Linked DNA regions of Homo sapiens: region 2 is linked to region 1. Evidence: chromatin loops called from intact Hi-C (ENCODE). Cell type or tissue: heart right ventricle. All regions are shown on one strand. Links, peaks and the distances in the headings refer to the core of each region. The heading gives the core; the rest is flanking DNA.

Region 1 (16,241 bases), core at 4,283-12,282:
TGGCTGGTAGCAGAAAAGGAAGTCATATTTATGGAAAGCATGACAGAGATTTGATGAGAAGGATTTTGCCTGCTGCTGAGATGGAGAGGGATATAGTGGAAGGACCTGAGCAAGAGCAGCCTACGGGAGCTGAGAGGGGTCACTGGCCACCAGCTCTCCAGAAAACAGGGACTTCAGTCCTACAGCTGCAAGGAACTGAACTGTGCTCATAACAGGAACGAACTTCAGAAAGCACCCCAACCTCCAGTTGAGAGTGGAGCTGGCCAACAATGCAATTTCAGTCTGAGCAGAGAAGCACGCCTTACCACACCAGACTTCTAACCTACAGAACTGCAAGGTAATAAATGGGTGAGTAAACAAATTTGTTACGCAGGAAATAAAATGAATACAGCCAGTGCTATAGTCTGAATATTTATGTCCCCCTCAAATTCATGTGTTGAAATCTAACCCCCATGGTGATGATAGTCAGAGGCAGGGCCTTTCAGAGGTAATTAAGTCATGAGGATGGCACCCTCATGAATGGGATTAGTGTCCTTATAAAATACACCATCAGAGAGTTTCCTCACTCCTTCCACCCTGTGAGGACACAGTGAAAAGATAGCTGTCTATGAACCAGGAAGCAGGTCAGGCACCAAATCTACCAGAGCCTTGATCTGGGACTTTCCAGACTTCAGAACTGTGAGAAATACACTTCTGTGGTTTATAAGCCACTTAGTCTATGGTGTTTTGTTACAGCTTCCCAAACACTAAGACAGCCAGGAATCTCTAAAATGAAGATAAGAACAATTGCACTGGTTCCAGGTGTGGAATTAAGGGTGTCTATCCAGAGGTTCTGACTAGAAAAAGAATACCTGAAATAAGCATATATGTAGTCTGAATGTGTACCACCTACTTGGTCTGGAAATCCTGAACCAAGAAACCAGCACAGAAACTAGTCTGAAACTGGAAAAATCACAGGGCTCTAGCACAGGGGTTGGCAAACTTATTCTGTAAAGGACAGGATGGTAAATATTTTAGGCTTTGCAGGCTGTATGATCTCCATTGTTGCTATTCAACTCTGCTGTTGTAGCATGAAAGCAGCCGTAGACAATACATAAATGAATGAGCATAACCATGTTCCAATAAAACTTTATTTACAAAAACAGGTGGTGAGCAAATTTGGCCCATGTGCATAAGTTTGCTGCCCCTACCCTACAAGAGGAAAATGCGAAGGCTTCCTCCCCAAAGAGACATGGGACTCCCACAGAAGCACCTGTTGAAGATAGCTTCAGGGTGACACATGACAAGCACATAAAGTCTGTTGGGGAAGATCATGACCCGTATATACAGTGGTCTACTTGACATTTCCACTTGGAAATATCATATTTATTATGGAGCACTGTACAAACCATTATCTTTTGCTTTTAGAAATTTCCTCAATATTTGGTTATTCCCTTCTATCATTTCTAGTTTTGCATTTGTACTTCCTCTCTGTTTTCTTGATTAGGCCAGCTAGTGTTTTATCTGTTTCATTATCTTTTCCAATGAATTGATTTGGATTTATTTTTCTCATTCTGTGACGGTAATGCCAGGTGCTTCCCAAGTGGCCTCCATGATCTTCAGGTACAGCTCTCTAGAACACACGAGGATCAAAAATCCAATCAGCCCCTGTAAAGTGTGCTGCTTCTTGGAGGCAGCAGGGTGAATGGGAAAGAGAGCAGGCTCTGGGCTTGCATTATCTAGGCCCAGATTCTGGCTCTGCCCCTTACAGCTGTGTGCCTTGCTGTGTTCCCCATCTGGAAAAGGGGACCATTATATTAATAACTCCCTTATAAGGAGGTATAAGGAGTAAACAGATTAATGCATATGAATAAATGATAACAGGACTGACATACAGTTGGTGCTCAATAAATGTTGATGATTTTAATTTTAGGGACAGTTTTGATAATTGTGGCTATGGGTCCCCATACTAGGCTGAAATAGCAGGCACACTGGAAGCAACAAGTGACAGAAATGGACATTGAGAGGACAGAAATGGACATTGAGAGGACAGAAACATGAAAACACACAGAGCAATCAAAAGACACAGAAGTCTAGCATCCTTTGCAGATAAACAGCCCTGTACACCTCAAGAGCTCTGAGAACATGCCTGAAATTCACAATGAGAATCCTGGGTCTTAAGAAATGATCTAATTACATTCCATAGGATCTGTGTTAGAAAGGAGAGACGTAAACACTTTGGAAATATGTCTACCAAATCTAGTCAACCTAAAGAAAGCTTAGGTCTGAAACAAGTTATGTTCATCTGCATGATTTACTCCATGTAGATTCCAGGCAGTTGCCAGACAGGAGCAGGAATTGCACTCAGTGCCAGCTGGCCCTGGGGTCTGCAGTGAGGCAGAAATCAATTGAACTGGATTCTTGTAACCCTCTCTTTCAATGGGGCCTGTCCCCAGCCAGACCAGCAGATGCATTTCTGGAGCACTCCTCAGAAGGTTTTGTCTTGGTGGGAGAAAATCTACCACATGGAAAATGTTACCTCTCTTCCTCATAGCTGCCCATGCGAGAAAACGTTGCAGATTTAATGTGCAAACTGAGTATTAACTTTGGCTACTTTGATAATCTAATGTCAGCAAATGTTGAGGATGAAGTGGCATTAATTTTATTGATTATAAAAGCATTACAGAGATGAACATTCATGTCTAAAATGAATGAAGATAGTCAGGAGTGGAGTACTCTTTCGTTATTTTAATTTTCTGGCTGATTGGGAGTCAACTGAAGAACGTAGCTGAGCAATTCTTTTTAAAAGTAAAGGTCTTTCCGCATCTCAGCCTTGTCCCTAACGATGGGCCCTTATTGTGCTTGCGGTGAAGACCTGCAGATGTATAAGGCATGGGGCAATTCGTGCACTGAGTTTCAGACTCCGGGCTTTGGCTGAAGCAGCACTGCCATGCTCAGGGAAAGGCAGAGGCCAAAAGGGCTAGGGGGCATTTCCCTGCCCTCTCCTGGGGTAGGAGCCGATCTCCCTGGCACGGGTGGACACAGCCGCACCTCACATCTTTCTAGTCCTCTTCTTTGTAATGTTCTCCCACCTCCCAGGATTCCTTCCCCTAACTGCCCCGAAAAGCACCCTGTTTGGGCTGGTCCTCTCAACCCGAGAATGGCATGCTCCTTTCCCTCAGTGCAGCTCAGCTCACAGAGAAGCTTTGAGGGAGGATGCTGCAGGGTTCAGTTCCAACTAATGTGCAGACGGCTCCTAACCTCAGACTTACGGACGCCCAGTCATATTTTCCAAAGAGGATGCTTGTCAGTGTACGTGGACCTCCGGAAGAGGGAACGGGTGTGAGGGAGGAAGGAAGGGAGGAGAGTGCGGAAGGAGTGTATTCCTTACATGAAGGCAACGCGGCTATCAAAGTGACAGAAGGCCAGGCGTTGTGGTGGGCAGACGGAGATGGGCCCTGCCTGGGAATCTGCCTTCTGGGGGCAGCCTCCTCAAGTCGCTGCTCTCTTTCTTCCTTTAAGTCCCTGGCTTCTCTAAGGTTTTGTGCTTTTCCCATTTTTGTTCCTGGTAGGTCTCTAGTCACAGGGGGATAAGGCCAGATAGAGGGTTCCCAGACGGATGTTGTCACATGTAAGCCAGCCACACATCAGGCATCTGTGAACTCAGGTTAGGACCCCTGTATATTAGAATGGCCTAGAGCTTAGGAACAGAGGAAGGTCTAGTGTGTCCACGTGTGCACCTTCCCTGTCTATAGATTTCAAACCACTTTTATCTTTATCTAGGATACAAGAAAGCTCCTTTATTGCAAGATCCTGACTTATTTCCCCCAACCCCCTCACCTCCAAATTAACTTTGAGAACTAAATCCACATGAGCAGCCTTTGACGGGAGGGCAAATTGAGTCCTATTACTACAGCAAAGGGGTCACTTCCTGAGAAGCAGTTTATTCTCCTGGCAATGGACATCCCAGTCTATCTCCACCTGGGACAAGTGACAACAGGATTTCCAGAAGGACAGGAAGTCATAGCCCCTTCAAGTGGCTGCTGCCTCCCGGCCTGAACCTTGTGCCCTGAAACAGGGTGTAGGTTCACAAAGAGCCAGCAGTTTCAGCACTCTCACACAAGGCCACCCCTACCTTTGAAAACCACTTCTAGAATCCTCTGCAATCTGATGCCGAAGGCCTGGGCAGAAGCTGAGGTCATTTTCTAAAACACAGGAGCATGACTTAGCTTGTAAATCTGAGCCCTAATGGCACAGGTGTTCCAAGGCCACGAATCTTCTATTTTCACTCTAACAGAATGTTTAGGTTGTCTGTGAGTTAGAGCAGGGAGAAGGTGTGGCTCGGTGAGCAGGGTGGTTTGATGTCTCTCCAGACGGCTCTGTTTGAGGACTTGGAGCCATGTCATTCCAAAAGACCCTGAAAGATTCTGTGTAGAGATGTACGTATACAGGCAAAAGAAAACAAGGCTTCATCCCAAGAGCAAGAGGAATGCAGGACTGCAATGTGGCCCACTGGAGGGGAGGTCAGGAGGCTTTTAATTAAAATAAATTCCAGTAACCCTGCGTTCATTTTCCTGTGGCTGTCCTAAGGCAGGAGTTGGAACAGTAAGGACAGCTTTCATTAAGAGGGAGGCCTCTCTACAATGTGACGATTGTCTTTTGTAGCAGTCTTAGGAAATAGTCCCTACTCTGTACCAACCGCAAAGGACCCCAGGGAGTTTAAAAATGGAAAGTCCCAAATCATAGCCTGGCGCTAACCTGGAGGAGCTCCCTCACCCAGGAAACACATTGAAGCTACTTAGACCCTGCTGGGGGCTGCTGTTCGAGTCTGCTAGCTTGTGGAGGCCACACGGGAAGCCTGAGAACACATAAAGCCCGGAAGAGACTCCTTCCTCACCCCAGAGCCTTCAGTGGTCCTCACAGGAGACCCTCTTCATGAGGAACACTTTCACAGTGCCATAGACAGGGGCCTGTGACATGGCTTCAGGGAGTGGCAGGGCTGCTACTCACTAGCTGTGTGATACAAGGAAGTCCGTGGCCATCTCTAGGGACAGGTGTGCATCCATAAAGTGAAGTGATCCAATGGCAGCAGACAAGGTGAGGCTCGCAAGGTATAAATATGCAGAGTGCCCACACAGGGCCTGGTCGCCATTGGGATCTGCCTGCCTTAAGTGTCCTCACCACCAGGAAAGTGACCAGCCCCCCTCCATGACCACAACTTGGGGCCACCATGTAGTGAAGGCTTCCAGCAACCTCAAGTTCCTGTTACTTGTCTTGGTGATGTAGATGCGTTTTCCATAAGCTGCCTTAAAAATCCTTTTTGAAGCCAAGTCGGGGTGTAAGTTACATAGGCTTCTCTAAGAAGTTCTGAACGCAAATTACAAACCAGCTCAGAAGTGAAAAACCCGAACCTCATGAACGTGGTCATCATGCTGCTCATGCACTTCAGCCTCCCCAGGAAAGAAATGAAGACAGGCTTTGCTCTCAGACACAATGAAGGGACAGCAGTTGGTGAGTAAGCTTGATGAGGTTTCAGCTCTGCCCCAGCTAGAGGGGTCAACGCACAAACTTGGGTGGGGAACAGGCCTCCTCTCCTCCTCCTCCACTGGCCCCAAGGGCTGCCAACCCCTGCAGCCCCTACCTGCCTCTCCTTTAGGGCTGCTCAGAGCCCTGCACCCTCAGCAGCGTGGGGTGGGGATGGGACAACTCCCTCTCTGGGTCTGGAGTGTGGTAAGTGGGTAGCACCTGGGTTCCATTCTAGGCCTTGCTTGGCCTCTAACTTGCTGAGTGACCCTGGACCCTAATCCCCTAGATGTGACTACTCTAGGGTGACTTCCAGAAGTTTCTGAGAAGGGATCCTCCTAATGCTGGTGAAAACAGAGTATGGGGCATCTCTTTCCTTCTCTGGGCCTCAGCCTCACTCCACTGCACCCTCACTTCCCCTTTCTCCCTCACTCCCTGTGGGGCACAGAGCAGGGATGGATGCCACATGTGCTGCTTGGGGAGCTCAAAGGCAAGGCCAAACTCAGGCTGGTTGGGCATTTTGTAAAAACAAATGGGCCCTGAGAAGGGACAGAGGAAGGCTCTCTCAGAGCGCACAGGGGCCCAGGGCAGTGGGAAGTCTGAAGGGAGACAGGCAACTGGGGCGTGGCCAGCCATGGCTTACTCTCACTTGACTGTACCACCAGGCCCCACTTGGAAGCTGAGGTTGGAGGCATCATGAGAGAGGTAGCAGGGACAGCTAAGAAGGGCATGGGAAGGTAAAGGACACCTCACTGTGGCTATTCCCAGGTGTCCATGTCACCTGTCAGGGGCCCACAAGACCTAGGGCCTGTGTACACCAGGGGTGCCTGATTTCTGGTCTCTCTGGAACACACGGGGCCCAAGGAGCATCAGTAACCCAGTGAGCAGGGAGTGGGGAGGGCCCAGCACTGGGCAAGCTGAAAAGGCAGGCCACAGGGGGAAGAGTTGAGAAAAGGGAGGGTCGTGTAAGGTAAAAAAGAGGAGACCTGGGTGAGATGCAGTGACTAGCTTCCGATACTGACATTTTTCCAGTCTACTGTGTAAAATGTGGCTAGAGGCTAGGACCAGTGGGGGCGGGGGAGATATACATATTCGTGCATAGGAAATTTTATCTTAGGAATCCACTTAGTCAGCCCCTGCTCCCTAAACTCTAACCAGACAGAGCCCATTCCATCTGCTGTCACTGAACGCTGCAGAACTCCCCGGCCTGCAAGAGCCCAGGCCGCAGATGGGGCTACTTCCAAACAAGGCCGCCTGCACTCAGCAGGCTCTGCCCTCTCAAAGGCTGAAATGTTCTTGGCTTTGAACCATTTCATTTTAATATTCTTTAGGAGATGAGTTATAAACACAAAGCCAATGCCCTGAACACTTAGCAGGGCTGGGAAAGCTGTGAATACCAAGTTTGTCTATGCTCCTCTGGGAAGCTGGCCAGGCTCAGGTTAGTGACATTCCAGGAGCCTGAATTGGGAATCTTTGTGCAATCACAAGCCTTCGTGACTTCTTGGGCAGTTTTGTCTGCATAAGGAATACAGGGAAGGCACAGAGCAAAGGGATCAGCTTGTGCGTCGAGACTGAAACACTTGCTTCTTGGCCAGTGGCGTTTTGTTAGAGGGCAATGCCTTCAATGGGCATTTCGCACGCAAGCAGGCAGGCTACAGAGAATCCTCAAGGGAGAAATTTTTCTCATTAATAATTATTTTCTTCAAAAATCAAAACCAAAACCAACTCCCCAAAAGTCTTTGTACCCCGTACAAACAGGTTTAAGCACAGGAGAGCAGAGCTAAGATTCCCCCTTGGTGCTGGGTGGAATGTGCAGATTTGCTCCTGGGATCCAGCCAGGACTTCTGAATTAGAAGTGACCAACGTCCAGGTCAGAAAGTCCTATGCTGTTGAGAGCTGTGAGGGATTTGGTTGCCCCTTAGTTGTTACACAAAGATACGTTGCAAATTGCCCTCTCTTATTTCTCCCTGGTGGAGGCAGCAGAGGCCTGGAGAAACCTAGGCCGCAGTAGATTTCTTTCATTCCTGCTGTGGGGGCATTGGCCACGTGAGGGGACAGCAGAGAGGTGACATAAAAGACACTGGGAATGTACCCACCTGTGCTCCTGCTGCAGCCCCTGGCTGGGTGGTGCCTGTTGCATTTCTGCTTCTAGAGGGAAGCTGATTCCCCACACGTGCAACACGTGCTGGCCTGGGGAGCTCTTTTCCAGCCTTTCCCACATCTGCCACTGTGGGCACAAGGATTTCAATGGCAGCAGTTTTTAAACTATGTTCATGGGGTAGGAATAGTTTGAGGGTTCTTCTTGCTTTTATTGTTCCTGATGTGCCCATTTAGGTGATTCGTTTGAGGCCTTAGGGGCAAAGGTTTGTGCTCCTTTTTGCACCTGTTCCAGGACTTCACGGTGCTGCAGGACACTCAGCATTTGTTTCCAGCCACTGCTTCTCTGCTCTGGCTCTTCGCTTAGCATTGACTCACCTTTAAGGCCTCAGTAAGCTTTCTTCCTAATAGCATCAGGATGATAAACAGTTCAAGTGTCTTCTGGTTGATAGGTGCTGAATCTGACAAGGGCCTGCCTAGGAGCACCATACAGACTGATGGGGACTTGGTCCTTTTGGGGTAGAACAACGAGTAGAGACAGTAGGTCCTTCAGATTCATGGTACTTTCTGGTATGAAGAGGTGGCAGTATGAACTCATCTGTAAAATGGGAGGTCCTGTCCTGCCTCCGAGGGTTGTTAAAAGGATTCAATGAGCATGTCTGTGGAAGTACCAGCACCTGTATACAAGAGGTGCCCAAGTGCTGCTGCTATGGTTGTTACTGTCACTATTATGATTCTTGCTTGCTCCTGAGTCTCTCCGTCTTTTTTTTTTTTTTTTTTTTTTGAGACTGAGTCTCGCTCTGTCGCCAGGCTGTAGTGCAGTGGTACAATCTCGGCTCACGGCAACCTCTGCCTCCAGGGTTCAAGTGATTCTCATGCCTCAGCCTCCCGAGTAGCTGGGACTACAGGTGCGCAACACAACACCCAGCTAATTTTTTGTATTTTTAGTAGAGATGGGGTTTCACCATGTTGGCCAGGATGGTTTGATGGTCTCTATCTCTTGACCTCGTGATCCACCCACCTCGGCCTCCCAAAGTGCTGGGATTACAGGTGTGAGCCACTGGGCCCGGCCTCTCAGTCGTCTTTTGCTTCTGCTTCAAGCAACCAATCCTCCAGGCCTAATGCAGAAGTCACCCCCTTTCCCAATTTGTAAAACTATCAGTCCCAACTCCTTGTGCCTGGGAGAAGTTGTCTTCTTACCCATCTACTTTATGTTTCTCACATTTTTTTTTTTTTTGGAGACAGAGTATTGCTGTGTTGCCCAGGCTGGAGTGCAGTGGCACAATCTTGGCTCACTGTAACCTTTGCCTCCCAGGTTCAAGTGACTCTCATGCCTCAGCCTCCCAAGTAGCTGGGACTACAGGCGCGCACCACCACACCTGGCTAATTTTTGTATTTTCAGTAGAGACGGGGTTTCATTATGCTGGCCAGGCTGGTCTCGAACTCCTGACCTCATGTGATCCACCCATCTTGGCCTCCCAAAGTGGCTCCTCACATATTTCAATTCTGACTGGCAAGTGGGCTTTCTGAGTGCATGTCACCGAATGCCCTCAGCTGCTGCAGGTTGGAGCTGAGATTCTCCGCATGCTCCTGGGCCCCAGGCCTTCCCATTGGCACTCCAAACCCTTTTCTCTGGGCTGCCTTCATTCTTCCTGTGTCCCTTGTCTGCCCACAGATTCTTTTGGTGGGCCTAAGGTGGGAGGAGACATGTGAAGTGCCAGACCCTATAACATGACATGGCATAAAGAGCCTCTGGGGTGGTTGGCTGCCTGGGTTCATATCTTTACCACTCACTGGTTATGGGCCCTTGGAAAAATTACCTAATCTCTGGGTGCCTCAACTTCTCCATCCAACAAATGGGGATAAATGTACCTATCTCATCGAGTTGCAAGGATTTCTGAATTAATAAATGTAGTGTGGTGAGAACCATTGCTGGTATGCCATATATAAGCGGTAGCTATTAATATTATAACTGTGTGAGGTCATTTAATTATCACACATTTATCATCTGTATCAAGTAGGTATTATTATCATTTTCAATTTAAGAGAAGGCAATAGAGTGCTATATTTAGACTGGAAAACTTTTTAAAAATATATAACTAAAATTGGATTGCCTCTGATTCCAAAAGTCATGCAAAGCAGAGTGGCCTAACTTCACAGCTATGGGACAATAGCATTCTAGGGCACAGATTCACTAGGTCCCACTCAATTCATACCTGCAGTGAGTACACTGAGCACTGGGTCAAGTGCTGGAAACCAGAATCCCTCTAGGCAAAAAGATGGTCTTTTGGCCTTAGCCTCCTCTCTGTTTGGTTTGGTATTCATTCAGGAATGGACCCACCTCCCCTTACTCTGCCAGTTTACGCCCCCAAGGAAAACAGGAAAGATCTGACAGCAACCTGTCACTCTTGCTTTCCAGGTCAAAAGTCACGGATCCAGCCTTCGCACTTGTTTTGACTCACTCAGAGCCTTAAACATATTTCAGTTAGTTACCATCAGTTAAAAATTGGGCTGGGTCTGTGGTGGCTCATGCCTGTTATCCCAGAGTTTTGGGAAGCCAAGATGGGAGGGTAGCCTAGGGCCAGGAGTTCAAGACCATCCTTGGCAAGACTCTGTCTTTAAAAAAGAATTTTTTAAATTAGCTGGGTGCAAGCAGTGTGTGCCTGTAGTCCCACCTACTTCGCAGGCTGAGGCAGGAAGACCACTTGAGCCCAGGAGTCTGAGGCTGCAGTGGGCTATAATTGCGCCACTGCATTCCAGCCTGGGTGACAGAGTGAGACCCTGTCTCTAAAAAAATAAAAAATAATTAAAAAAAAATTGAAGATTCTCCAATAAAACTCCAAATTTCCACCTTCTCTTAAAAAAGGAGCTCTGCCAATATAAGCCTCCCTTCCACATGGCTGCCAGGGCTGGAGCTTAAGTAGCAGGTATGGGTTTTAGTTTGCCACAATCCTCACCACTCTGTTTCGTCTCTCTCATACTACAGCCATCAGTTAGCTGCCATTTATAACTATGCTTGCTGCTGCTGCTGGTTTCTGATAACCACCTGCTTCACTCACATTGCTTGCTTGGTTCCTGTAGACATTTAGATTTGTGACTTGCTATTCTAGGAGTTTCCATCAAACATGTATTTTAAGTGTTTTATTAATAGGTATGGAATAGAAAGTACTTTCCTCCTATTACATGAATTTTAGGCACCAACAAGCAAACCTGATGGTTAGTGTGGAATGTTCTAGGGAGCAGGGACAAGAAAGGTCACCTGTCTCCTCTCTCCATCCTTACACAGGCTCCTCCAGATCTAAAAAGGTGCTTCAAGCTCTAGTAGGCCAGAATGAGAGATCTGCAAGGTGTGATGGACAGATGGATAAATGCCGATGCCCCCTTCATCAGTTCCTCTGTGGACCGAAGCTCCCTGCCTGGCCCATGGATCTTTTCAGACCAGGCTGCTCATTGAAGCTTTCCCTTCACCTTCTCCCATGTGCTGGCCTCATTTTAGCCTGACTTCTACTTCCTGAATCAACCCCATGCCTTCCAGATGTTGATTTTATGCTTTTGAGCACAGTGGACCTTATTTTATTCAGTATGTAATTATTTTTATCTGATATCTTGGAATACACCCCTAGGTCTTCTTTATGAATTGTACTCCATTTCTGAATATTATGACCAAAAAAAAAAAAAAATCATTAGTACTATGTGTTTTCTGCCAACGGAGGCACATTGTATGCTCTGTACGTGGATTAAATAATTCCTGAAGCTTGATGCTCTACCTATTACGCGGGGATAAGAAAAACCCTAAGAAAAAGCCATAAATGGCAACTTCCTTTTGGAATCCTGAAGCCGTGTAAGTTCATCCTGATGGAAAGTTCAGCCCTGACAGTGCCTGGAGGCCGGCTGGCCCAGAGGCCAGAGCTGTTGCCACAACAATCTTTAAAAATAGATCACCTTTGAAAGCAGAGCAGATTTACCGTAAGCCCAGTACAGATGCTCTGGGGCTCTTAACAGCTAACATTTGGATAGAGATTGGCTGTATTTAAGAATAAAAGACTAGAAGAAGGCTAGAAGAAGGGGAGAGAAACCAAAGGACTCAGAGGAAAGCAGCAGAGTAGCATAGGGGCAGATGATCAGATAAAACAAGGAAGGCTCTGTGGCGGGCCTGTGTCGCGGCTCTGTCCACCTGTTAACCCATCTAGAAGGCAGCTCGTTTATAGACCCAGATGCCTGTGAGACAGGAAGAGAAAAGGATTCTTCTCACCATGGTGCTCGTGTCTCCCTGAAGCGACAGCAGCATGGGCGACGATGTGTGCCGAGTCTGCTGCCTCCACTTGAGAGGGGCTTCTACTCAGGATGATAAGATGTGCCTGTCACCACAGAAAGAAGAAACATGTTGTTTACATACTTGGCAGCAGCAGCAGGGAATTAACTGTCCTTGCAGAGATAAGCAGAAAGCCAAGGAACTTTCCAGCAAGCTAGAAGAAATGATTTATGTGGAAGTGAAATCAACTCGCAGGAAAGCTGGATTTTAAAAGGTCTGAGTGGTGGAGGGAACACTGGACAATGAATCCAGATGGCTCAATGCTATGGCCAGGGCCTGTCACTAAGCAAATCATTAAACGTCTATGATCCTTTGAGTCCAGTGTCAGCAAAGGAAGGGGAGTTACAAGAAGTAAAGAGATGAATAGAAGGTGTCGATGCTGTGCAGACAGTGGGCAAGCCCAGTGCCCTGCCTACCCGCCAGCCCCAAAAGTGGGACCTACCGGTGGGTGTCAGCAGTCTCCCCACAGATATACAGACCCCTCCTTTGTGCCTGTGCCACCAAGCCCATTTGCCTGCACCCTCTACAAACTTGCTCAGGGGAGCTGCCCAAGCACAGAAAGCAGCTCAGTTCCTTGAAAATAAAGTCCACTAAAATGTTGTTGCCCAGGCGCGGTGGCTCATGTCTGTAATCCCAGCACTTTGGGAGGCCAAGGCAGGTGGATCACTTGAGGTCAGGAGTTCAAGACCAGCCTGGCCAACATGGTGAAACCTCATCTCTAATAAAAATATAAAAATTAGCCGGGTATGGTGGTGCACGCCTATAGTCCCAGCTATTTGGAAGGCTGAGGCACGAGAACAGCTTGAACCTGGGAGGTGGAGGTTGCAGTGGGCCGAGATTGCACCACTGCACTCTAGCCTGGGTGACAGAGACTCTGTCTCAAAAAATAAAAGTTTTTAAACAACAAACAAAAAACTATGATCTTCTGAACATAAAATCACAATAGTCCTTTCAAATAACATGCAAAATACCTGCTTTCAAATAAAAAGTAACTACTCAACTCCCTGTCAGCATTTGGAGTTTTAAAATACTATTAGTAACATGTTTACATTCATTCACACTTAGGATTGCCTACTATAGGAGAGGCATGGGCTAGAAAGTGTGTGCAGTACAAAAAATAAAATACGGTGAAGTAAGATAATACACTAATGTGAGTCAGTAGGTAGGTAGTTCACAATTAATTGCCAAAAGAGTGACAGAATACTAAAATGCCATGAGTAGGCCAGGCATGGTGGCTCACAACTGTACTCCCAGCAGTTTGGGGGACTGAGGCTGGAGATTGCTAGAGCTCAGGAGTTCAAGATGAGCCTGGGCAACATGGTGAAACCCTGTCTCTACAACAAATACAAAAATTAGCCGGGCATGGTGGCATATGCCTGCAGTCCCAGCTACTCGGGAGGGCTAAAGCGGGTGAATTGCTTTGAGCCCGGGAGGTTGAGGCTGCAATGAGTTATGATTATGCCACTGCACTTCAGCCTGGGTGACAGAGCAAGACCCTGTCATACACAAATACACACAAAAAGATAAAAAAGGAAAACACTAGATTGGGATAGGCAAAACACACTAGCAATTCATAAGATGTAAGCTGCACTTTAATTCTTTTTTATTTGTGATACCAATTTTAATTTTCTTGATAATTGTTATCTTCATTTTATACATGAGAAAACTAAGATTGCTGAATGGGTGATTATGATATCTCACAGCTAATAAGAGATAGAGATAAGAGTCTGACCCTGATCCTCTAACTTCAAATTCTGCTATCTCTATCATGTCCTGAGTGCTGCCATTCCCCCCACCCTAGCCAGTGGTGGGAGACATCACTAATTGATGCCAGCACACTCCTCAGGGAACCCTAATTCAGTCCTCAGGAGCTGTGATTCATCTATGGCAGCTGGCACAGGAGATCAAGTCATCCCAGTTGAGCATTCTAGTCTGGACCATGCAGTACTTCCTCCTCTTATGACCAGCCGAATGCATTTCTGAGACTATAATCAGAGCGGAGATAGAATCTTTGACTCTAGACTGTCACCTTACTTGTCACATGTTAAAATCTGCTAAGCTACTAGCTCTGGACTTTTTATGTTGGGGCTACTCCAAAATAAGACTGCAGGTAATAATTTTTATTGCTGCATTAGAATAGTCAGAATTTCTTATTCATAAGTGCCAACAATATCCTTTGCTTTAAAATGACTTTTCTTATTACAGAATATAAAGAATTGAATATGTGATTTTGGCAACCCCAAATTAGCCACTGTCCTTGATTTGGCATGAAAGGCCCAATCTTAAGGTCTGACTTAAATGTTTTCCAAATAACGGGCACTATGAAATTCAACTTCATGTGTATATAGACAATAGCAGCCACAGGGATAGAGTCAAATTATTGCTTGTGTAGTGTTTGGAGAAAGGAAAAAAGAGGAAATACCCACACCCTCCGAAAAAATACCAAATGCAAATTGAGCCATGTTTACTTTGCTTTTCCCCTACTATCTCTACGATCTGTTATTTGGAGAGAACAATCACTGTGTAATGCCAGAAAAGCTTTAACTCATATGATGCAAAGACATATAGTATTTTAGATTAAAACCAAAACAAGAAAGATTTTATATTTTGTTTCTTCCTATTCAATATTATAAATTCAAGAAAATGTTAATAGATATGTGTCTAACAAAATTATTTTCAAATCAATAATTACATGTTCTGAAAACACTGTAAGTTGTTTTTTTGCCATGGAGACAGAAAGCAAAGTTTTCCAAGAGCAAAATACACACAATATCAAGAAAGTGAGTCAGGCTGGGCATGCTGGCTCATGCCTATAATCTCAGCACCTTGGGAGGCCGAGGCAGGAGGATCACTTGAGCTCAGGAGTTTGAGACTAGCCTGGGCAACATAGTGAGACCCTGTCTGTACTAAAAAATAAAAAAAATTAGCCAGGGGTGGTGGCATACACCTGTAGTCCCAGCTACGCAGGACGCTGAGGTGGGAAGATCACTTGATCCTGGGAGATCAAGACTGCAGTGAGCCGTGATCGTGTACTGCACTCCAGCTTGAGTGACAAAGCAAGACTCTGTCTCAAAAAATAAAAAAAGAAAGTGGGTCCTGAAAGCTTAAAGGGATCTGAATTTATCACAAAATTTTCATGACTTAAACATTTTTCTACATGAAATGCTAACATAAGCAAACATTTATTATTCATTATTCACTTCAGAAACTCAATCCCTAATGTAATTTATTTGATGTTCATGAAGCTTTTATAAACCATATGCTAGAGGGAAGGGGGTTTGACGGGGGAACACCCAGGATGTCTAAAATGTGCAAAATTAGCATCTCATTTATTCAGTAAAATTCAATTTAATTCCATTTAATTTAATTCAGTCCTATTCAACTTATGTTCATTTTTAAATGCTTTCTACATGCCAGATATTGTGCTAACATTAGAAATTCCCCTAAAAATTTAGGCAGGAATTTTAGTTTTAAAGGAGCTCACATGTGAACTACAAAAATGTAGGATAGTTTGTATTTTATGCAGATTTACAGACACTGCCCCTCACTAGGTTTTTGCACCCAGCTAACTGACTTCCTATCTACCCTTACTCTTGTCATCATTTCCCAAGATTTCAGTATGCATGAGATTGGCCTGTACTCAATCAGGCAGGAAAGAGATGGCACATGTAAACAGGTTAATGGAGGAAAAGAGGTCAATAAAATGATCCCTGGCATGGAGGAAACCCAAGATGAGCACGCTGGCTCCCAAGACAAGGTGCTGGGGGCATTTGCTATAACCAGAAAGAAGAATTGTAGGGAAATGAGCGGTGGGTTTCAGTAGAGACACGGCCTACCTGCAGGGACCTTGAGGGGAGGGGCTGGAGGAATGGATGCTCTGTCTCCATGTCTTCCCTGGTCCAGGCTGTGTATCTCTCAGTCTGAGGGAAAGGGCACTGAGATGGTAATTAAAGGTCAGCCTCTGGGGCACAGAGCAGGGCTGAGAAGGATGCACAGTGTAGCTGAAGGACCACACGGAAATGTCCAGCCAACGACCTAGCCAACACCTTGGCCTCTCAGGTTTCTGACAAACTTACTTTCCTCCTTACTCTCAGGTGCCCAGTCCCTGGGTCACACTCCAGACCTCATCATCGCCCACTCTGTGTTACCACTGGATCCTCCAACTCACAGACCCATTTTGGCTCTTGGGGGGCCCTAGATCTATTGCCTCCATGCACATCTACTCCACCGCCCCCTGACATTCTCACTAGTCATCCAACCCTCCTGCTGTCCTTCCCTTCTTGTCCAGCTTAATGGGCACCGCCCATTGCCTGTGTTGAAAATGCCCTCC
Region 2 (16,241 bases), core at 3,505-11,504, 48 kb before region 1:
TATTAAAAGGGTATCTGGCTGATACGTTGCTTGTAGTTTACATTGCAGCCTGGGCCGGCCTCACTGTCTTTATTTTCTGGAAGACTTACATCAGCCAGGGTTCATCTGAGCCCTCACTCCCATCAGTGAAGAGGGAGCAGCTCTATCAGGCAGCCCCTGGCCTGGGCCCCAGGAGGCTGCTAAGGGGTGAGGCCTTCCCAGGGACATGGAGTCCATGGAGGAGCCACGGCTTCACCAAGGGATGAATTGAGGGGTGGTCCTGGGGCTAAGGCCATGAGGGCCTTTCTGGATCCCCCATTTGAGAGCCTTGCTGCCACTGAGGGGCTGGTGGCCGGGGCTCAGAGAAAGGGGAAAAGATGTTGCCAGACTGGACTTCCCAAAGCCCATTGTTGGCATTCTCCTTGGAAATCTTGTGGGGTGAACAGTTGCACAATTAAATTGGTAGGGCATTGAAACACACGTTGAGTTAGATGATCTAAACTTTAATATGGAAAACTTGAAAACACTCGGGCTTTATTTGGGGGAAGAAAGCATTAATCAGGAATTTTTCATTTGTGAGTGACAGAAACTCTCCTCAGACTGCCCCAAGTCAGAAAAAGAATTTATTACTCATATACCTGAAAGTCTTGTGCTGGTCTACTCTGTGTTATGAAGGAATAACTGAGACTGGATAATTTGCAAAGAAAAGAGGTTTATTTTGGCCCACAGTTGTGCAGGCTGTACCGGAATCGTGGTGCTGGCATCTGCTCCTGGTGAAGCCTCAGGAAGCATACAGTCATGGTGGAAGGTGAAAGGGCAGCAGGCATGTCACATGGCAAGAGAGCGAGCAAGAGAGTGGGGAGGTGTCAGGTTCTTTTTTTTTCTTTTTGACATGGAGTCTCACTCTGTCACCCAGGCTGGAGTGTGGTGGTGCGATCTTGGCTCACTGCAACCTCTACCTCACGGGTTCAAGCAATTCTCCTGATTCTCCTGCCTCAGCCTCCCGAGTAGCTGGGACTACAGGCACCTGCCACCATGCCTGGCTAATTCTTGTATTTTTAGTAAAGACGGGGTTTCACCATATTGGCCAGGCTGGTATTGAACTCCTGACCTTGTGATCCACCCGCCTCAGCCTCTCAAAGTGCTGGGATTACAGGCATGAGCCCCTGTGCCTAGCCGGTGCTGGGTTCTTTTAAACAACCAGATCTCATGTGGACTCATAGAGTGAGAACTCACTCATTACTGAGAGGACAGCACGAAGCCATTGATGAGCGATCCCCCCCATAACCCAAACACCTTCCTCTAGGCCCCACCTTCAACACGGAGGTCACATTTCAACATGAGATTAGGAGAAGACACACATCCAAACCGTATCAAATCCTTAGTTTCAGGTACAGCTGGTCCACATGGCGGGATGGTCTCTCTCTTCTGGACTCTTCCCACCACGTGGCTGGGTGGGGCCCGAACAGCTCCAGGCTTAGGGCCACCCAGTCTCGTGCCCGTGGTCATCCTCTCGGCCTCTCCATCTCTGCTGGGTCATGTTCCTGCCTCTGAGCCCATCACTGGCCAGAGGAATGTAGGGCTCTAGAGCTTTGGGTTGGGGTCCCAGCCTCTTATGAGTCACATGGACTGAGACTGGGGTGGTGGGAGTTACCCCAAATCAGGCACTGTTCTAGGGCAGATGCCAGGCAGGCCTGGAAAACTGACTTCTGTGTGTTAGGTAATGCCCCATGCCAGATGAATCTTTTCCCTGCAGGGCAGTTGGATTTTTCTATTTTCTTTCTGTAATAGTTCTCTGAGTTAGAATCAGGAAACTTATTTTGTGCCTTGCCTTTGGAATTTTGAGCTCTTTTCTTCCCTACTTCGTCCTGCCCCCTGTTCTCCATCCTGAAAAGCCAGTGTAAACATGGGCATCCTGCCTCAGAGTCCGGGGCCTGCCTTTTTGGTAGGGTATTCACAAGCCACGGGGCCTGCCTTTTTGGTAGGGTATTCACAAGCCACGGGCCCAGCTTTTCAGGGCATCGATCGCGAGCCGTTTCTGCTCACTGTCAGCAGTCTGTCAGCCAGGACAGAGTTTATTTTGTCTGTCTATGGCTGGCGTTTCCCTAACCCGATTATGGATTGATGTGGCCATCTCCTAGGAATTTAGGAGCTACTCGTGCTTTCAGGGGAGCAAGCGATGGATTTCACTGTACCTCTTTCTGCTGTCCAAGTTTGCATGGGGAAAATGAGGACCCTGCCAGGAGCTTGCCTGACAGGCCCTGCCCCGCTGCAGACTCCCAGCCCTGCTGGGTAGGATCGCTGCAGGCCTCCCGCCTCTGTGCTCCGGTATAGTCTCGGAGATGCCCGTTGACGAAGAAGACATACAGATGGTTGAATAGAACCCATTCTTTTGTATAAGCCAAAAACTTACCATTTTTGAAAATCACCAGTGCATGTCTGGAAGACAAACCCTCGTCATCCTCGATGTGAGTCTTGCTCAGTAGTCTGCACTGCTCCGATTCGGAGGACAGGTGTGAAGTTCCTGTTTGTGTTCGTGGACTTGCGCTCTTCTGACCCTTATTCTTTAACTAAAGTGCTCATTTGATCTCTGCAAACCTTGACCCACCTGTGGTGGCCGTTGCCCCAGAATTGCTGAGTTGACTGTCATCATCCTGTGGCTTATTGGTTCTCATTCACATGCAAGGGAAGGGACTGTGGCTCTTTAATGCTTAAAGCACGTTTTGCTGGGATTTGTCCATTGTCCCAAGGACTCTCAAATGTACTGAACACCTCCCAACCCAGATCTTTGGCCCTTCTAGGTGACTGTCACAGGGAAGGAGCAACATTAAAGTAATCATAAAATAATATAATTGTATACTTGTAATTTCCAGAGAGACTTGCAATTTATAAATAAATATATAATTTAATAAAATAAACATAAGATAATAAAATTAAAACAAAGCAAACCTCCAAGAGTCTAAGACTGGGGTTTTGCCTTTGGCCAGTGCATGGCCAGGGAAGCTGCTGGCAGCTCGCCTGGCAGGTGAAGATGAGATCGAGACCTCTGAGCATCCTAAGACGTGCAGCACCATCCCTCCCTTTCCTCCTGCATTGCGGGTGGCAGTGAGCGGGAGCTGTGGGGCTGGGCGTGGGGCCATGGATACTGAGAAGAGAGGAGACACACCCTGCCTGCAGCTGGCACCAGGCTGTACTGGCTCTTGTCTCCTGTCAAGAGTAGCGGCAGTTGTGTGGGGCTCGAGGTACTGATCCATTTGCTGTATGATCACAGGGTCTTGCCTGGAGTGTGCGTTTTATTGCACTAGCAGCAGAATGGTAAGGGAAACATGCTCGGGGACAGGGAGGGACTGCACCTGCGAATCTCCCGGCCCTCAAGATTCTGATGAGGTTAGTGACAGGTGGAACCGGCACAGTGGTTTCAAACCTCCCTGGATGATTGTCAGGTACCACCAGGGTGGAGAATCCCCGGTCCAGGGCCTCACAGCTCACAGGGCGGCAGCATGCGCATTGTGAGGCATTGCAAGTTTGTTGGGAATGCAGAATCTTGGGCCCACCCAGACATACTGGACCGAAGTTGGCCTCGTAACAAAATCCCAGGTGATTCGTGCGCACACTGCTGTTGGCAGAGTGGCCCAGGCGCAGGTAAGTGCTAGGTCTTCTCACAGCAGCCTGGAAGACAAGATGAAGGATGGGTTGATGGAGGAGAGGGGAAGCAGTCACAGTGGGAGGCGGGGCTTGCACCAGGACCCACGCGCCAGTCTGGGCTGCTTGCAGTTGCATGCGGCAGTCCCCTTAGAGCTGCCCTGGGCCTGTCCGAGGTCACAGAATCCTGTGGAGCCATATGGAGAGGCCACACTTTAGAGAAGGTGATGACTTGGATTGGACAGAATCTGAAGCTCTGAACACCCGAGATGAGCAACACAACTCATTCCTCTTAAGTCTTGTTTTGCAGAGTCATGTCAAAATGAATACTTTATCTAGTTTTCCCAACATTTTGTTATGAGAATTTCCAAAGATAAGAAAAGTTGGAAGAATAACGAATGCTCCATTTGAGTTCTCCAGTGAACATGCGACTACATTTGCTTTATCTCATGACTGTCCACCCCGTGTCATCATCCATCTTACTTTCTGATGCATTCCAAAGTAGGTGCCATTATCTCTGACCATGAATGGGTGACAGGGAGTGACAGCTGCCTTCTGTTTAGTACCTACCATGTGCTAAGCGCTTTGTAGACTGTATCTGCAATTTTTATAGCTTCACCAAAGAAGCTTTTTTTCCATGTGATGACACCCACGTTCAAGGAGGTTACTTAAAACGTTACACAACTCGTAATTGGAGAGCCTGAGATTTTAACTTCAGGCCTTCACCCAAGGCTGTTCCCTCCATGCCCTGTTGAACGTGGAATTAGAAAGGAGCTGGATGTACTGGGATGCTGGGCAGATGATGGTGTGGACCTAGTCCCTGTCCTCAGTGGTAGGATGATGATGTGTCGGGTGCAGTGGGAGGGAGGCTGATGAGGCACGCAGGGAGGGCTTCCTGAAGAGGCAATGCTTGATTCTTGTAGGAAGAGAAGCTGGAAATGACTTTTTGGAAAGGGTTTTCCAGGCAGAGGGAATGGCCAGGGGGAGGCCCTGAGGACTGTGCTAGTGTGGTATTTATGACAGTGCCCGTCTCTGGGCAGCTGGGCTTTGGGGGCGTGTCATGGAGGGCCACGTGTGATGGATGGGTAAGAGCCACACCTGCCCTCAGCCTTCTCTGGAGACAATTGATATGCAGGATACGATGCTGGGTGGGGGCCTGCAAAGACACTGCCAGTGTGGGCTTCACGTCAAGGAACATGGGCTGTAGATGAGGCAGCATGGATCTGGGGAGCCTGCTACACAGCAGGGAACCTGAAGAGCTGCAAAAGACTCCAGCACGAGGCTTCTGGTGATGGGGAGGGAGTTGTGAGAATCAGGGGAGGCTTCTAGAGGGATTGAAGATTGATGAAGGTCTTGAAAGACGGGGAAGTGTGAGCAGACACAGAGGAGAGAGGGAGAGGGACTATAGGGGGTAGTGTGGCAGGAGGGACACAGTATGTTGAGGTAGAAAGTCAAGCATATTCCAGTAATGGAATGCACATTCCTAGGGGGTAGTGTCGATGGTTCACTGCCCCCTAACAGGGAAAGCTATCCATGGGTCACTGCCGGATGGAGCACTTCAGACTGAGGTGATGAGAAGAGATTTGCAAAGGGATGTGGGGTTTGGGCCTTTGGGTGGTGGGGGAAGTGGGGAGATGGGAATTGGACTGGCAGAAAGGAATCAGGAAGGAGCTCCGGGTGGGCAAGTTTGAATAAGAGAATAAGTTGAGGGAGGAACTTGCAAGGGGAGTGAGGAGAGGTCTGGGAATGAGGCAGAGTGCAGGGGCCTTGAACGCTGGGAAGCTGCAGTGGGGCTTTCTGTGGCATGCAGGGGCAGTCCCAGGGCCAGCACTGTGGAGGGGGTAGGCAGTGCTGGGGAGGCAGCTGCAGGCAGAGTGCAGGAGGCCTGCAGTGCTGGGGTGGATGGGGTGTCTGGGTGGCTGCAGGGAGGCTTCCAGAGTTTCCTGCAGTCGCTAGCGCCCAGGCGTGCAGACCTGATGGAGGTGGCTGTGGTAGGAGGGAGGAGCCTGAGGAGCTGAGAGGTAAGGAAGTATGAGAGACACGTGCCGCTGTCACTCGCTGCAGGCTAGCACAGAGTCGGTAAAGCAGGTGCTTGTGAATAATCGGATGATAATTGATGATGAGATGGTGAAAACCCTAGCAATGTCCAGAACCTGCAGCGCCCCAAACCCTCTCACTGCCGATGTGAAGACCTGGTCCAGATCCTACAGAGTGAGGACGTGCAGAAGCACAGATAGAAAAGAAACAGCTTCCCCATACACACACTCAGCATAGAGCCCAATGATCAGCAAGAAGCTGTTAGAAAACAGAACCTTTCAGAAAAGATACTCAATATTGAAACAACAAATGCAAGAATACCCAGGGGTAGACAGTGCAGAAACCACAGAACAGAAGGATGCAGAAACAGTGTGCGTGACATGAGGCCCATCCTAGGTTTCTGGTCTGGAAGACAGACAACGCGGTCTCTGTAAGAATCCAGAAAGAGGCTTTTGTGTTCTATGTTTTGGGGATGAAAGATATGATAATTGTTCTAAATTTCACCTGAAAGAAAAAATGGAAAGCTGGGTCAAAATGATTTTTCAGTAGAAAAATCGAAGGAGGCCTTACCTCGGCAGATAGGAAAATGCAATGCAGAGATTTATTTACTGCCTGGGGCCTTTCAGGCAAAAGTCCTTTTAAAAGGTTAGGTTAGAAACAACAACATCAAAAAATATTGTGTGTGCTGGGAAGGGCATGGGAAGCTTCCTGTTTCTTCTTTCTGATCCCAGTTGGCAGAAGCAGCGTGTTTTAATGGAGAAAAATATGATGTCTCTGGTCTCCATGTAGACTGCTAATGTAGCAACACAGAGGACTCCTAATGTTTACATCTCATCATTCTAGTGATATTTCTGATTGCTCCATTATTTTTTAGGCCACCTGTACCTTTTCACGTGTCTATTCAAAGGAAAACGTTTCTTAGGGGTTTCCTCAAGGTTTTGCAGAAGTACATTTTGTTTTTTTAAGTTAGTTCCCACCTTTTTTTGGAAGACTTATAAAAATGTGTGAACACTGAGACTTATCTAGTTACTAGATAAAATACTTGAAGTGAATAAAAATCTTGTAGTTGTAAGAATAGAGTTGGGCATGGTGGCTCACGCCTGTAATCCTAGCACTTTGGGAGGCTGAGGCAGGTGGATCGTTTGAGCCCAGGAGTTGGAGACCAGCCTGGGCAACATGGTGAAACCCCATCTCTACAAACGATACAAAAACAACTATTTGGGTGTGGTGGCACGTGCCTGTAGTCCCAGCTACTTGGGAGGCTGAGGTGGGAGGATCACCTAAGCCCAGGAGGCAGAGATTGCCGTGAGCTGAGATGGCACCACTGCACTCCAGCCTGGGCGACAGAGCAAGATCCTGTCTCTACATAAATAAATAAATAGAATATATAATTGAAAGGATCGACCAGTACCTTTGGTTGCTGGTCAAATAAATGAGTTAACATTCAGTTAACTATAAAATACAGATGGTCCACAGTCCCTTCCCTTGTTGACTCATTTTAGTTAGCTGGAAATCAGTTTTCTTTGGAGGATGTAGAAGGAGGTGGGGACGACGTGATCGCTGATGTTTAGTGAGCTCTTACTCTGTGACAGCCATGGTTCTGAGAACTTTCTGCTTCTTGATTAATTCCTACTGCAAACCTGTGAGTTCTCTCCATTTCAGAAATAGGGAAACTGAGTCACAGTGGGTTTGAGCGGCCTGCCAGGGTCACAGAACTAGGAAGTGGCAGGTCTCAGATCTGAATCCAGACATCCTGACTCCAGAACTTTGTCCTGCGCTTGCTTCCTCTCTGTTTTATGAGTGATGTTTGTCTCTGTTGATTATCTGGTTTTTTTTTTTTTCAGTCTCTAGTATTGACCTAGAGATGGCTCTGGGATGTGGTTGAATACTGACCCCAGAAGCGATGCCCGGAAATGGCCCAGCACTGCCACGTTACCTCCTGTTATCCTTCCTGTGAAGCCGGTGGTCTCACCTTTCCCGTTCAGGTGGCGTTGCTGGTCATGGGAATGGAACTCCCCTCTGCCCCCTCCCTTCTGTTCCCTGGTCTTCCCGGTGACTGACCAGCCACGGGCCCGCATCTGGGGTGACCCAGGCAGTGCGTCCACTCTGTGTGGAGCTTGGCTTCCTCTGTCGCAGTGAGGAGTCGAGGGAGGCGGCTCTGCGGCTCCTTCTCCAGCTCCGGAGCCTCCCTTTCTTCTCTGCACTTCTCCACCTGCTGTTTGCTAGGAAGCACCCCGTGAATCACCCACAGGCCCCGGCCCCGGCCCCAGCAGGCTCCCGCACAGACACGGCTTCTGGGAACATCCTGACAGTGCCTCATTTATGGGGCTGCACAGAGCAGTGGCCTTGTGCCCACGGTGCTGAGTCACGGCGGATTGTTCAGCAATTCCATTAGGATAATCTATCCCAGACAGAGAGCCTTGCCTTGGAGCCTGCTCAGGACGCCGGGTGGCCCATTAGGGCCTGGCGCCTGGCCAGAGGCCACATGACAGCCGGCTTCTGCACTGTGGGTTTGTCCTGGGCTCCTTAATGAGGCCAGGGACTTGAGTTTTCTTGCACTTTTGCTTATTTTCCTGCATAAGGGGCCACCAACCTGTGGAGCTGTGTGAAATGCCCACAATAGCCCATGACTCAGGGGATTGGCATTTCTCACAGTCCCCGAGGCTTGGGGGCAGATTTCCTCCACCGCTCTCAAAATAACCAGGTTTGATTGCAGCCTCAGAGAACATGCTACCCATTTCTTAAAGTGGTACGAACCTATTCCTTAAAAATGTCCCTTGCAGAGCTTTAGAGGAAGTCGTGGTTTCTGGCTTCTCCTCAGAGTCTTGTTGATGCTTTCGCCGTGTAGTCCTGGGGCTGTGCGGAAGGAGGGTGGCTGCCATTGGGCTGGATGTGCTACCCAAAGCATGAACTCAATGGCCAGTGCCCAGCCGGGTGCTCACAGATAGTAAAGGTGACATGTGTCGCTGCCTGCTAGGATCCGGCCATTGAGAAGGGACACAGATGAGGGATAGCTCCTTCTCCAGCAGGAGCTTCTTACTTATAGGAGAGCTCTGCAGGGCCATTTTGGATGAAATCACCAAGAGAATTTATTTTCATTAATATGGCCCGGAGGGTCTATCTGTAGGATTTGTGCTTTCTGAAATTTGTGTGCAATACCATGGTCTCTGGCCTCACTGGGAGGCCTAGTGGTATCGCAGGGGAGGGGGCTGAGAGCTCAGGCTGCCTGGGTTTGCATTTTTCTCTTTACTGGTGAGCCGTATGCCCTTGACCAAGACGCTGTCTCTGCACCCCAGTCTTCTCACCTCTAGAGCGAGGATGCAGCCACAGGCCCTGTGTTGGGGGTGGCTTCGACGGTGTAAGTACATGAGTGACCACAATGCCTGGTGCTCAGTGTCAGCCAGGGATGGTAAAGGCCTAGAAAGGGGAAGCTGTGGGGCTGTATCTTGTCCCCTGAACCCAGCCAGAAGCCCCACGCAGGGCTGGTGCCTGTTTCGTGTGGGTCCTGAACTCTATGAAGGTTTGGTGATGCTTTGGAATTCTGGAAGAGGAGCAGATGCATTCCCTTTGGAGGGTGGGGAAGACGTATTTTTCCCTGGACAGCAACATACCTTCCGTTCTAACTTGGGCAGCTCAAGGGAGAGGCCCCGTGGTACCCGAGGTTCACAGCTGAGCCAGGCCGGGAGGATCTGAACTAGAACCTAGTCTTTCTCCCCACGCCCTGCCCTGGCTCCTCAGCTGCAGGACGCCACCCCTTCTGCTGCCGTCATCCTGGGGTGCAGAGCCTTGGGGCCTGGCTTTTACCCCGAATGTTCCTCTGATTATATAGACCTCAGAACTTTCTCAGCAGTGAAAGCTGTTTGCGTTCCTGGAACCTACAATGCTTGGTCATGAGGGCGTGGGATTAATGGGTTGGTGTCCTGTTTCCTGGCCTCTGCCCTGAGCGAAGGGCTGGGGCTCTGGACTCGGGCCTCTGCACATGCCCCGTCCACACACAAGCATCCCGCAGTCACTGCGCCGGGGCAGGCCCGCTGTGTGCGCCTTCGCGAGAGTGCCTCATGCCTCCTTTGCTTTCTTCCAGCTGCTCACAGGGCTCTCGTGTTCATGGGGCTCACCATGTTTCAACAGATGGAAATACAACTCAGTGCAGTTTGTCCAAGCTGCCAAGTCCCTGCTCGGGTGTGGGCACCCTGCTCCGTTTTTGTGCCCAGCTCTCAGCCATAAGATTGGCATTTCTCAGTGGGCTCTTGTTCTGGATGCCTTTTGCCGTGTGCAGTGTATTTCTTGGAACCGGAGTTAGTGACTTCACATGTTGCTCTAGCAACTGAGAAACTGTTGCACCCAGAGCTGCCAGCAGCCCAAGGGGTCTTCGCGAGTGACTGGCTGACAGGCATCCCGGTGCTAAGCCCCTCGCCAGCAGGCTGGGTCTGCTGGGACCACTCTCCTCAGCTCTGGGATCTGAAGCAGTAGACGTGAACAACCTAATGAAACTTCTATAATTTTAGAACTTTGGCGCAGACATAGTCAAAGAAATCACCTTGTTGGGTACTTCTCACCATTTTATTAAAGGAGATAACAGGATGCCAATTTGGATGAAGTGAGGCCCCTGGGGGTGGCATGGGGAGGGGCTACTGACGGGGGGCGCTTTAGCACTACCTTTTCCGTCTGCCTGCCTTCTACTTCTTTTTGTCGTCTCCAAGGTGACCCCCTGGAATGCAGTTTGAAACCACAGATGCAGTCTGGCTGCCTTATAAGTGTCAGTCCCTGCCGTCTCCTGGTCAGCCCTCTGCAAGCTGCCCCCACCAGCTGTGACTCCAGGAAGAACCCAGTGGGGGGTGTAGCTGCTCTGGGGCCCTCTAGCCTGGGGCCCACATCTCTCCAGTGCCCCCTTGCTCCTGCTCCTCTTCACCCTGGACTGAGAAAGCTTTCTAGAAGGGCTTGGCTCGCCAGTACTGCCGAAGCCCTGGCCTGGTCATTTTGTTCACTGGGCTAGTAGGGGTTGAGCGCCATGCTGGCTGCCAGGGATGTGGCGGTGAGCAGAGCAGGTGGCCTGGCCCAGGTCTGCTGAGGCTGGTGGGTGGGCTTGCCAGCCCTATGGTGCAGCCCTGCCCAAGTCTCCTCTTCAGGTAGAAGTCCTAAAACAGGTGACACTATGGTCATTGGCCGCATACCACGATACGTTTTATTAGAGGCACTTCTTACTCTTTCGTTTCCTAATGAATTATGTTTGTAAATTATTTTTACAGGGCCTTATTGGAAGGAGAAAGTAATCCAGAGATAGTGATCTGGGCTGAGCACGTTGAAAACATGCCGTCAGGTAAGTAAAAGCTAATGACTTGACTTAGCTTTAGGCATCTGAACTGTTTATTCTGTGGCTAGATAGTAAAGCACCATCATCGGGAAGAACGGGTTAGATATGGTGTTTAGATAACAGGAGTTCATCTCTCATTTAAGTACCAAATAGATTTTAGTTTAGTGTGACATAATTTCAATTATGTGAATGAGAATGTTTGGGAAGGTGCTTGATAAACTTGGTCCCTCTCTCGACAGGATGCAGGAGCGGAAGGGGCTAATGGCACTGGGCAGTGTGAGGGCGAGCAGGAGTGCACCTGAACTTGTGTTTCACACCCCTGGAAGGGACACTCCTTCCATTTCCAGACCAAGGGGTTATGGTTGTTACACCTGTAGAGGGAGGTATGGCCTTGGATGGCAGGCAGGCAGCACTCTGGAACCTGCTACCCTAACAGGAAGAGAGATGGGAATAGTTACATTGTTTACACCACCCTAGGTTGTTGTGAGCAGCTCAGGAAAATGTGTCCTGGTGCCTTGAAGACTACCTTATTGAGGCCAAGAGCCTCAGGACAGGGCCCATCCTTCCTATGGCTGCAGAACTGACATAAGATCATTAATGTTCATTAGAAAGATCCTAAGAAACTGAGGGATAACTTGTTTTTTAACCTTTTAAAGCCCTATAGAATCTTGAAGAGCTCTGGCTAAGCAAGTGTCGATTAAATTACGTATAGAATGTTGAGTTCACACCTTAGGCAGCAGCATGGTTTTAGTCTTCATTGTTTCTTTTAGGCAACTCATGGATTTGACATGTCACTGGGTTGAGAAGAATATTTGGGTTCTAGTCATCTATAACTGGAAGGGATCTGGTCTTAGACAACATGCAGCAAATTTTCTTTCTAATTTTGAGAGTAAGTTTGAAAAAAGCAAAGGTGTTCATGGAAGGGTAGGCATTGGTCAACCTGCCTGGCATCAGTTAACGTGTGACATCTATAAAACAAGAATTAACTCCCCAGATTTCAAGGTTTACTTAGTTACCTACATTTTTAACCTGTGGATACCTAAGTTTGGACATCCATCATGTAACCTAGAGAGAGGGGAGAAGGAAGAAAAGGGCCCAGGAGCTCCGAGGAAGACCAACAGTCTAAGCCAGGGCCTTGCTCAAATTTTCCCAGTTGTGATTTTGGGGCCGAGGGAGAGCACACAGAGGGGCTAACAGCTGTTGCTGTTAACTTGCTTCATTCATTCATTCATTCATTCATTCATTCATTATTTTTCAAGCTTCTTGAAGGAAATAGAGACTTAATATTTGTAAACTAAATTTATTCTGGCAATTACATATTATGCCAAAAGCTTTAGAATAAAAATTACTAGTTGGGAATTTTTATTAGACGTTGAGCTTCTAGATAGTTCTGTTCTGTTGAGTAAATATACAGATAAGTTCCTAAGTAGTGAACTTATCAATACTTGTTAGTGTGCTTGTGTTTCTTTTATAATATTGCATAAAATAATGTTGGCCGCTTGCCCGCTAGCCGGTGGACCTAAACCCAGTCTGTAATCTTCCATGTTTCTTGTTGAATCTTAACTGTAAATGAGATGGTCCCTGCACTATTGCCTGGGGGTTCATCTTCTGGGACTTCTCAGTTGGATCAGTAGGATCAGTTGACCTGAAAAGAGGAGTCTTGTAGAAAATGTCCTGGCCTGGTCTCTTTCCTGTATCTTGGGATCTGTGCAAAGGAGGCCTCTGGCCTTGGCTCCATAAGGGAGAGAGAAAGCCCTGTCCCCGCTGAGCCAGCTGGGGTGTGGGTAGACACCAGGGGCACTCTCGGGGTGGACGGTGCTCCTGGCTGCGTTCTAACCACCAGCTGCCATTCCTAAAGAGCGGTTTCCCCTGCTGGGGTGTGGACACCCCAAAGGGTAGCACTGTCTGCAAACAGCCTGGAGCAAAGCTGGAAGCCCTGAGGACTGCCTCCCAACTTCAGGATCATGACACTAAGACAGACCGGGGTGTTTCTGCACTGGCTCCTTTTCAGATAAGTGTTAAATGTAAAATAAAAGATCAGAAAGCTTAAAGAAGTTAAATTCTTTAATACTTGTTGGCCCAATATGGAAATCAGTGAAACAGAAGAGTATATTAAATAGTGGAGGATAATGCTATTTGGTGTTTAATAATGACACACTTTGTAATTACAGAGCTCTTCTCTGCTACAGTAAATTAAACTTACCTCAAAAAGCAGAAATTAATGATTTCAAAATATAAGATTGTGAAATTTCAGCCACAAAAACGAGCACCTCTGACCTCTCTGGGATATGCATTGTGCTTTATGATTAATGTTAAGATGAGTGAGTATTTTAATATCAGTAACTGGAGAAACGTGTTAGGCTGAAGTATTTGTAGTGCTACATTTTATTGTAACAGGATTTTGTAAACTGCCAAAAAATAATTTGGGCACCAAATATAACTTATCTTTATAATGAGCTTTCTGTGGTAACAGTGTATATTTATTATGATGGAATGGGATTTGGCCTGCAACAATGCTTGTAGATGGAAAAGGGTAATGATGACTGTCATTTTAATGAATGCTTTGTTCAATTTCTACAGAATTCAGAAACAAATCCTATCACTATACCGACTCACTACTACAGAGGGAAAATGAAAGGAATCTATTTTCAAGGCAGAAAGCACCTTTGGCAAGTTTCAATCACAGCTCGGCACTGTATTCTAACCTGTCAGGGCACCGTGGATCTCAGACGGGCACATCTATTGGAGGTGATGCCAGAAGAGGCTTCTTGGGCTCGGGATATTCTTCCTCGGCCACTACCCAGCAGGAAAACTCATACGGAAAAGCCGTCAGCAGTCAAACCAACGTCAGAACTTTCTCTCCAACCTATGGCCTTTTAAGAAATACTGAGGCTCAAGTGAAAACATTCCCTGACAGACCAAAAGCCGGAGATACAAGGGAGGTCCCCGTTTACATAGGTGAAGATTCCACAATTGCCCGCGAGTCGTACCGGGATCGCCGAGACAAGGTGGCAGCAGGTGCTTCGGAAAGCACACGGTCAAATGAGAGGACCGTCATTCTGGGAAAGAAAACAGAAGTGAAAGCCACGAGGGAGCAAGAAAGAAACAGACCAGAAACCATCCGAACAAAGCCAGAAGAGAAAATGTTCGATTCTAAAGAGAAGGCTTCCGAGGAGAGAAACCTAAGATGGGAAGAATTGACAAAGTTAGATAAGGAAGCGAGACAGAGAGAAAGCCAGCAGATGAAGGAGAAGGCTAAGGAGAAGGACTCACCGAAGGAGAAGAGCGTGCGAGAGAGAGAGGTGCCGATTAGTCTAGAAGTATCCCAGGACAGAAGAGCAGAGGTGTCCCCGAAAGGTTTGCAGACGCCTGTGAAGGATGCTGGTGGTGGGACCGGTAGAGAGGCAGAAGCAAGAGAGCTACGGTTCAGGTTGGGCACCAGTGATGCCACTGGTTCTCTGCAAGGCGATTCCATGACAGAAACCGTAGCAGAAAACATCGTTACCAGTATCCTGAAGCAGTTCACTCAGTCTCCAGAGACAGAAGCATCTGCTGATTCTTTTCCAGACACAAAAGTCACTTACGTGGACAGGAAAGAGCTTCCTGGGGAAAGGAAAACAAAGACTGAAATAGTTGTGGAGTCTAAACTGACTGAGGATGTTGATGTTTCCGATGAAGCTGGCCTGGACTACCTTTTAAGCAAGGATATTAAGGAAGTGGGGCTGAAAGGCAAGTCAGCCGAGCAGATGATAGGAGACATCATCAACCTCGGCCTGAAAGGGAGGGAGGGGAGAGCAAAGGTCGTCAACGTGGAGATCGTGGAGGAGCCCGTGAGTTATGTCAGCGGGGAGAAGCCGGAGGAGTTTTCCGTCCCATTCAAAGTGGAGGAGGTCGAAGATGTGTCGCCAGGCCCCTGGGGGTTGGTTAAGGAGGAGGAAGGTTATGGAGAAAGCGATGTCACATTCTCAGTTAATCAGCATCGAAGGACCAAGCAGCCTCAGGAGAACACGACTCACGTGGAAGAAGTGACAGAGGCAGGTGATTCAGAGGGCGAGCAGAGTTATTTTGTGTCCACTCCAGATGAACACCCCGGGGGGCACGACAGAGATGACGGCTCGGTGTACGGGCAGATCCACATCGAGGAGGAATCCACCATCAGGTACTCTTGGCAGGATGAAATCGTGCAGGGGACTCGAAGGAGGACACAGAAGGACGGTGCAGTGGGCGAGAAGGTTGTGAAGCCCTTGGATGTCCCAGCGCCCTCTCTGGAGGGGGACCTGGGTTCCACTCACTGGAAAGAACAAGCTAGAAGCGGTGAATTTCATGCCGAACCCACAGTCATTGAAAAAGAAATTAAAATACCCCACGAATTCCACACCTCCATGAAGGGCATCTCCTCCAAGGAGCCCCGGCAGCAGCTGGTGGAGGTCATCGGGCAGCTGGAGGAAACCCTTCCCGAGCGCATGAGGGAGGAGCTGTCCGCCCTCACCAGAGAGGGGCAGGGTGGGCCGGGGAGCGTTTCCGTGGATGTCAAGAAGGTCCAGGGTGCTGGTGGCAGTTCCGTGACCCTGGTTGCTGAAGTCAACGTCTCACAAACTGTGGATGCCGATCGGTTAGACCTGGAGGAGCTGAGCAAAGATGAGGCCAGTGAGATGGAGAAGGCTGTGGAGTCGGTGGTTCGGGAGAGCCTGAGCAGGCAACGCAGCCCAGCGCCTGGCAGCCCAGATGAGGAAGGTGGAGCGGAGGCCCCGGCTGCTGGCATTCGCTTTAGGCGTTGGGCCACCCGGGAGCTGTACATCCCTTCAGGCGAGAGCGAGGTTGCTGGTGGGGCCTCTCACAGCTCGGGACAGCGCACTCCCCAGGGCCCAGTGTCGGCCACTGTGGAGGTCAGCAGCCCCACAGGCTTTGCCCAGTCACAGGTGCTGGAGGATGTGAGCCAGGCTGCAAGGCACATAAAACTCGGCCCCTCTGAAGTCTGGAGGACTGAGCGAATGTCATATGAAGGACCCACTGCAGAAGTGGTGGAGGTAAGTGCGGGAGGTGACCTAAGTCAGGCAGCGAGCCCGACCGGAGCCAGCCGGTCTGTGAGGCATGTCACGCTGGGTCCCGGTCAAAGTCCACTGTCCAGAGAAGTCATCTTCCTAGGCCCTGCCCCTGCCTGTCCAGAGGCATGGGGCTCGCCAGAACCTGGCCCAGCAGAGTCTTCTGCAGATATGGACGGATCAGGGAGGCACAGCACATTTGGCTGCAGACAATTTCATGCTGAAAAGGA

What was found. Peaks named below come from ENCODE experiments on the same cell type or tissue, not always from the same donor. Only the 100,000 strongest peaks of a DNase experiment are listed, where the experiment ranks them.
Region 2: it touches region 1 in a loop (2.5-fold over the local background); 17 of 110 quality-filtered maps call a loop at or near these places.

What each region holds. Positions count from the first base shown.
Region 1 is chr15:99,163,199-99,179,439 of GRCh38, forward strand. TTC23 (tetratricopeptide repeat domain 23) reads right to left here. Exons shown (of 14, transcript NM_001288615.3): 10 at 11,852-11,957. Among named protein-coding and RNA genes, the nearest start is that of TTC23-AS1, 32 kb to the left of the region's middle. In heart right ventricle, for the core only: a CTCF peak has its summit at 7,464; a DNase peak (open chromatin) is centred at 6,903; H3K27ac peaks cover 6,534 bases.
Region 2 is chr15:99,115,818-99,132,058 of GRCh38, forward strand. SYNM (synemin) reads left to right here. Exons shown (of 4, transcript NM_145728.3): 3 at 10,905-10,975; 4 at 13,550-16,241. Among named protein-coding and RNA genes, the nearest start is that of TTC23-AS1, 15 kb to the right of the region's middle. In heart right ventricle, for the core only: no CTCF peak of the experiment used is centred there; a DNase peak (open chromatin) is centred at 8,124; H3K4me3 peaks cover 1,217 bases; H3K27ac peaks cover 6,067 bases.